2 separate regions of the Mus musculus genome follow, and region 2 is linked to region 1. The links are chromatin loops, found by intact Hi-C in ENCODE. Cell type or tissue: left cerebral cortex. All regions are shown on one strand. Links, peaks and the distances in the headings refer to the core of each region. The heading gives the core; the rest is flanking DNA.

Evidence for each region. Hi-C counts contacts between places; a loop is a spot of excess contacts. Peaks named below come from ENCODE experiments on the same cell type or tissue, not always from the same donor. Only the 100,000 strongest peaks of a DNase experiment are listed, where the experiment ranks them.
Region 2: a loop joins it to region 1, with 3 times the contacts of the local background. A loop is called at or near these places in 2 of 42 quality-filtered maps.

The regions. Positions count from the first base shown.
Region 1 is chr13:14,627,959-14,631,786 of GRCm38, forward strand. It overlaps AW209491 (expressed sequence AW209491), which reads left to right and starts at 2,300. Exons shown (of 2, transcript NM_134067.4): 1 at 2,300-2,406. In left cerebral cortex, for the core only: a CTCF peak has its summit at 2,138; a DNase peak (open chromatin) is centred at 2,255; H3K4me3 peaks cover 1,350 bases; H3K27ac peaks cover 937 bases.
Region 2 is chr13:14,311,561-14,315,388 of GRCm38, forward strand. Hecw1 (HECT, C2 and WW domain containing E3 ubiquitin protein ligase 1) reads right to left here. Exons shown (of 29, transcript NM_001081348.3): 11 at 129-230. Among named protein-coding and RNA genes, the nearest start is that of Gm30893, 210 kb to the right of the region's middle. In left cerebral cortex, for the core only: no CTCF peak of the experiment used is centred there; a DNase peak (open chromatin) is centred at 2,100.

The DNA of each region.
Region 1 (3,828 bases), core at 710-3,209:
AGAACTCTTCATTGACCTTGAAACTCATCTGTTCCCCTTTTGTTCTAGTTGCTTCAGAAACTCATTCGTTGATGTAGGGGCTCATTGTACACCGAAACATTCTTAAATCATTTAGGCTTCTGGATGTTAGTTTCTTTTCATCTTGTGTATTATAGTGTTCCCAGTGTTCATAGCTTCTCCCAACATTTGGTTGTATCTGGAAAGCTTTGGCAGCAAATTCCTTACCATAAATCTTGCTTTGCAAAGTTACTAGCTGAGCAACGTGACTGTTCTTGACGTTTACATATACTGGGGAAGGGGAAGTAGAAGGGAAGAGTGAGGAAGATTCTGCTTTTTAATGGAGCACTGAGCTCTTTTACCATTTTTTGCATTTTCAGTTGATTGTCATACACAGGAGTTCCTGACTCTTGGTACTTAAGCTCACCTGCTTTCCAGTCAGTTTCCAAGCTTTTCAACTCTCCAGCCCTAACCTTTGCCTCGATGTAAAGAAGAGTAAAAACATACTCAGTGGGAGGGGTCGGTACTTCTCTAGGATTAGAATTTTAAGTTCCTGGCAACCAGTGCAATGGCCCCTTTATTAGCTATAGTTTGTGTCTGTGACAAAATACTTCCCTCTCTGTGGCCTTTGGGATTGTCTTTTGTTCCACAATTATTTGCCTTTTGATGAGTTTTTACTTCCCAAATGTGTGTGCCATCCTCTTGTAGGGGCCATGTTAATGTTCTCTGGATCACTTGGGTTTTAGTTTAAAATGTGCTGCCAAAGGAAGGACATTTGATAAGTTTCTTAATGGTTATTAGACCGAATGCCCAAGTAGGTCCTTATTAAAATTTTTTTTGTAAATTTTTTAGTATATTTACATTTTTCCTTTTACTTTTCTTGATTATGGACCTAAAATTTCTGTTAACTGAATATCTGATTCTTGCTCTTTGCTGTGTTTCAATTCCTTACTGTACTTTCTAGTCCACTGATGTTTAGAATATGCCTTTACTTCGAAGAGCTGTTTCCTATCTGTGCCTTCAGCCCTTAAATGAAGAGAAGCTTATTTGAGGGCCAAAGTAATCAGGTAGCTGAAGGTTCCAGTTACAAGGTACTTCTTAAGGAAACGTGCTGTTGTATGTGCCTTCTCTGTCCTCCAAATCCAAGCCGGAGAAGGTTGGGGAGTGTTGAGTTTGTGAATGAGTCTTCTTGTAGATTGTGATTGTCAGATTTCTTTGGAAGTTTTTACGTATTTACTGTTTGAAGGGAAAAGGTGTAGGGGGTGGGAGCATTGGAGGAGCAAGGAGGCTAGGGGCAACATTTAATCAGGAAAATTTCCCATTTTCTAATGGTGCCTATTTTTTGTTGGGCTTCTTTCTATCTTGACACCTGTTTACTTACATCACAATAAACTTATTTCTGAGGGAGGAATGGGCTGGCTGCCCTGGATGGGAGAAAGAACTCTGGTATGTTATTAATGGAGTCTTTTTAAAGAATGGTTTTAATTCTTGCCCCCCCCCCCCCCCCCCATTTAGACACACCTGAAGTTCCAAAGCCCTCTGGAATTTGTGCTTGATAAACCCTGGCAGGCTTTGCTGAAGGCATTTACAGCGTTGTTTGTGCCTCAGGGGCAAAATACATCTATTTACCCTTTAGTTTAGAACTAAATAAATTCGTGTGTAATGTATTTGGAATAGCGCTGGCTACAGAGCTTTTTTTTTTTTTTTTTTTTTTTTTTTTTAGTATATTTAAAGCACCGAATGAGATATTGCTCCTGTCTTAAGATTTTGGTAGTGTGTCTGATCTGAGTTACTTCTATCCTTAAAGTAGTACTTGGGACAAGGAAAACACAATTGAAATCTAATACTTAAAATAATACTTAAAAAAATACTTAAAATTAGTTTTGCTTTCTCAAACTCCCCCTCACCTCGGATAACTTTGAACTAAATATCCACAGCCCCTGAAGCTATGCAGTTCTCTGCCCTGTTCGGAAGGACAGCACATTTAAAGGTTCCTTCTATGTAAAGGCCAGGATGATGCAACTAAAAATGCTTCCGAGTGGCGTTTGGAACCTCATGGTTCTCGATTTTTATTTTGCTAAAAATATCCAAATCTGAGACCCAAATAAGTTTTAGCATTCAGGACTCAGTGAGATTGAGACCCAACCCTTGACCCGCCCCTGCTGGCTGGGAGCTCAGGTTTCCGTCGCTTTGGTAGCAGAAGCCGGTTGCCCTCAACAAATATGGTCGCTGCGGTGCCGCCTGGGACTCAAGCTCAAGCTCACCGGGCCGGAACCACGTAATGCCAGAGGCGGGACTCGGCAGGCGGAGTGCCTCTCAGCAGAACAAGGTGAGGACTGACTGGTGAGCTGTCTCTGCAGACTGCCTCTGTGTTCCCTCGCCATGTGCGCATGGTGTCTGGCGCTGCTGGTGAGGATCCGGGGACCAAGGGAGTGAGTGGGGAATAGAGGGAGGTGGAGAGGGAGGGCATGGGCCGGGTCTCGGGGCAGGAAGGGTCAGTACTGCGTCTTCCCTACTCTGGCCTCTAAGCACTAGGCCAGCTGGAGCCTGTTTGATCCGGACTTGTTGGATCAGGCCCAGCGGTGCAGGTGGACATACCAGAATGGGAACCACACTCACGCAGAAACACTTCACCCCAGGCTCTCGCACCTTGTCATAGTCCAACAGCCAGGCTGGCCACCTGGTGTGGTGTTCTGGGTCCTTCCATCTTTTCCTTCAGAATGGGAACAGGAGGCCAGTTGGTTATCCCCTTTGTTCTATTGAAACATTGCTAAGTTGACATCACATGCAGAAATCAGACAGTCTTGATTGCTTGATATTCTAAACCCTGTGGAAATCAAGAGGCAACTCCTTAAAAGACTGTATCCGGGAGTGGCAGCGCACACCTTTAATCCCAGTATTTGGGAGGCAGAGAAAGGTGGATTTCTGTGAGCTCAAGGCCAGCCTGGTCTACATATTAAGTTCCAGAACAAGCAGGGTTATGTGGAGAAACACTGTCTCAAAACACAAACAACAATCCCCCCTCCACCACCACCCCCCCAAAAAAATCCAACAAGCCCCAAGAAAACAAAAATCATCTATTGAAGGAGTAAGAGGTGAGAGATCCTAGGATGACTAGTTTAGGAGAGCCTCTTGTTTGGACAGTTTGTGGATTTTTAATATTAAGCAGTTGTTTTTACATTAAAAAAATCAGTTCTTTGAGAATTTCATATCATGTGTTTGGTTCATATCCACCATGGATGACTCAACCAATCCCATACTCCACCCCTCCTTCAAGACTGCTTTGTACTACCCAAATAGTCTAGGATGTGTGGTCTTCCACTGAAGGGTGGGAGGGAGGCTACACTCCTAGAGAAAACTGTCTCTCCCTCTCCCAGCCGCTCAGAATTGCCAGCAGTTGCCATGCTGGCTTAGGCTTGCGCAGGGTTGGTGCATGCTGTGTCCAGAGGAGGTTTCATTGCAGGTCTTACCTTTTTTCCTTTCACAATGATCCCTGAGCCTTGTGAGAGTAACATATGAGTGTTACATATGTCCCTTTTAGGAATAAGAGTTATATGTAGTCTTTTAGTCTCTGCACCTTGGCCAGTTGTGAGTATTAACAACTGTGTTAATAACTATCTACTGCAATAGAAGCCTCTTAGATGAGGGTTGAAAATACATTCATTTATGGGTATAATAATAAGTCAGTTTACACTATCTAGCAGCATAAAGTGGTAAGTTTTCCCCTAGGGCCTATGACTTCCCTAGCATAGGTTCGTAGCCTAATAATGATGCCAAGTATGGGTTTCATCCTATGGAGTGGCACTTAAATCCTATATATATATATGTGTG
Region 2 (3,828 bases), core at 786-3,285, 320 kb before region 1:
TTGGTATTTAGTAACACTGCCAATTTATGGAATTTGGAAAGAATTTTGGATGTTTGCATATGAATTCACACTGACCTGTTCAGACTGGATGGGAAGAATTAAGCCATAGATTTGAAACTAAAGCTTACTTGGTGGAAGAGGCTCATCGATTGTTGGGTAGTGATGATGTTCAGGCCTCAAGGAAGGAAGTTGGCTTATTGGCTGGGAATTATGGAGTATAGGACATTCACCTATGAACAAGATAGTCAAGACATTCATATGCATTGCTATGGCACTGTTATAAAAAACATGACTGTAAAACAAAGATCACCATAAGAAACAACAAATAAAATGGGAAATCTAGTTTTTGTGTCAGTTTACTATAACCATGTCATTTTTGACACAAATTATTAAGGAAAAGGAAGAGAAGGAAGAAGAAAAGCAGGAGAAAAGAAGAGGAGGAGAAAGAAGAAGGAAGAGAAAGAGGAAAATGGAGAGGAAAAAAGAGGAGGAAAGGAAAAATCCGAATATGTTTTGACTCTTGATCTATGCCACATACACTAATCAATACATGTGGTCAGAGTCTGATTCTGTAGCTACTTGAATTGTCTTGGTTAGAAGGTGACATCACGAAGGAACACTAGGGAAAAACTTAACGAGCCTTATTTTATTCCAGTGAAGGAGACAGGCTTGTTTGAAGGGAGTGAAGTATTTATCACAAAAGCTTTGTTGGATTATGGAAAATACACCTGATCATATGGATATGAGGGCATCATAATTAAAACAACAGAAGACTATCAAAAGACTTATTTTCAGAGTTAAAGGGGACTGAAACTCTCAGACAGTGCATTTCCAAGATGGATCAAGGAACTGGTGGTCCAAGGATGTAAATTCCTATAAAGGGACATTAGACGGTAAGATGGGGAGCCAAACATCTCATGGAAATCATGGTTTGTCCAGATTATATGGAGGAGGAGTCAGAAAAGCCAAACAGTGCACTGGAAAGAGGAATAGATAATAGACAAAGGCTGTAGATAAAAGGCAGGAAGACTGATACAAGAAAATTTGAAACAGAGAAGTGGGATAGACAAAAGTAAACCAAACAGATACAGAGAAACTATAGAAATCAATGTATCTATAGATTTTGTGACTTATTAGTATGCACATTGCTTCTACTGATGTTAGTACAGACTAACTAAACAAAATTCAGGAACAGCATTTCTGTTTCATAATGTACTGAGGTATGCAAATTGACCACATAAACTCTAGTAAATAATTCTCTCAATCTCTGGAGACCCTGAAGGGCTCAGAACACAGCCAGCCCCCATCCAACTCTGTACTGCTTTCCTCCTGCCTCAGACCATGCTCACACCCAGGACAAAATCAGAGGACAAAAGATATCATTTCCTTTTCCTTCCAGGATTATTGCATGTATTCTATTAACCTTTTGGTCAAAATGGAGAGAAAGTAAAAAGTAATGGTGAAGATCTTTGAAGGATCAAATAGTGAACATTCTACAGAACATCCATGCCTGGATATGATTTACTTTCCCACTATCATTCTATAGACACAGCAGAAAATAAAATTAGTAGAAAATATTAGGTGGGCTTAGCTTAGTAGTTAATTCCAAGAGATGACTGGCAAGTAAAAATAAAGATGTGCTCAGAACAGAAGGTCCTTCTTAATATTAAAAATACATTTTTTTCCTGAAGAGTCCCACCATTACTAAAATGCTTTGGTTCTTTGAAGGTACCAGTAGAAACCAAGGAAGCATAAACTCATTGTTGACAAGCTGCTGTTTCAAACACAGGTTTTGTGGGTAAGTGGCTATGGCACTCACATTTATTTTCATAAATGCTTAGGGTTAAAACATTCAAAAAGGAAACGGGCATAGCTGTTGCCTTGCCAGTTGCTGTACTTTATAGTTTGTTTCTTAAAATAAGAAAACAACCTTACCTCATTTAGTTAAACCTCATGTAATTTAACTCAACCAAACACGTTAATTGTTCCTCCAAGTCTGTAGGAATATCATACTGTTGCTTGGTGGAAGCATACCCCACCTACACGTGAGCCCTAAGAAACTTTGAGGATGTGACAGATGCTCGGTGGCAGCTGAATGAATAAAACATGGAGGCAGTACTATTCTAGGGCCCAGTTCACATTGTCACCTTTGCATCAAATTAAGTGTTCAGAATATTCAAGAAGGGATAATATTTCTCAACTAAAAATAAGAGAGAGTCTTTAAATTTATTTTGATTATAACTGACCTGGCCAAATTGTAGTAAAGACAAGCATGAAAAAGACTTCCTGTAAGGTCTGTGGCCGCAAACACTATTGACTGGTTAGAATCTCAGCGTTGCGGGAAGGATGGGATGTTGCAATTCTAAAGCCGAATTACAGTTCATGTTGGCATATTTATTATTTACCTAGTAAACAGCCATTCTTTACCCCAACTCTGTGTTAGACTTAACATCCTGCCACTAGTAGATAAAGCTGGACCAGCGTCCAGACGGATGAAAGAACAAAACACTTTTAGAATGAATAAACTTGACAACACTCTAGTTTTTCACAAACTAAGGGGCTAAGAGCATCATCACGTGGCATCTAAGGCCTATAGCTGAGGTTTCTCCACTGGGTTGTAGCTACCTACTCACTGTGTCCACCAACAATTTTTTTTTAAACTTAAAAAAAAATCTTTTAAAAGCATCATTATTTATTTATGACTATTTTTATACTGTTTCTATAGAAACTTCAGGAAAATGCTTTGGAACCTAGAATTTAAGGTAAATTCTAAAACCCTAAAACTGTGTTCCTAGGGTTCCTAGGTCATCTTTGGCTCCAGAACAGACCAATTCTTATTCCCCTTTAATTGAAAGCTATGTATTTGTGTCAACATAAACTACCAAGATACTATTTGAAGTAAAGTGGTTAGCATTTAATTGTGTGAAAATTTCCTTGGCTAACATGGTGAGGCTAGAATCAAAGAGTGGTTTCTTTCATGTAACTTAAACAGTTAGTTTTCTTGCTCATCTCATTAGGAGAAAGGCAGAGTGCATCGCTGTTTAATCTCATTTAACTCTTCCATTTATTCCTCGAGGTCAATGCTACAATTATAGCCACTTGGCTCACAAAGAAGCAGAGATGCAGCACAGGTAGGTCTTTTGTGAGGAAGCAGCACGTGGACTTACCCCCAGGGCTTAACTCATGACCACATGACTGCTTCTTTCATTTGTCTGCAAGTTTGTTTTTTGATAACTGCTTTAAACTGAGATTTAAGTAAAGGGTGTATAGAAGGAAAAGAAACAAAATGTTCATAAGAAATACTAGTTTAATAGTTTAATTTGGATTTATATGGAATGAGTCATTGATTTTAAAACTGAAGATGGCTGCCTTTGGATTAGAATCTTATTTGAAATATGAGAAGAAAATTTATGCACTTATATTGTAACTGAGCTGGTAGAAATGAAGATGTTCCAGAGAGATGCTTGTGTCTTTCAATCCGACTAATAGACTATTGAAACAATGGACTGAAGAAATTTGAATTTTCCAAGGAATCTCATGTTCTCCCAACTAGTTAGACAATCCTTCATGGAAAGCTAGCAGGCATGATGATGAGGGGGATGATGGTGGGTAGGTGGGAGATCTGGACCATGATGACGGGGAGAACTAACCCTTAGCCTGAACTACTCAGGCTTTATGTCAATCCCCCAAACATGAACCCAGTGTGTGCCACTGAACATTCTAGTTCTCTACTGCAATGTGACAACCTCCTGTTTCTGCTTTTTGTGACCTGTGGGGGGATTAGTTAGTGGAGCCTTGCTTGTGAGGGATGCCAGGGCCCAGGCTCAA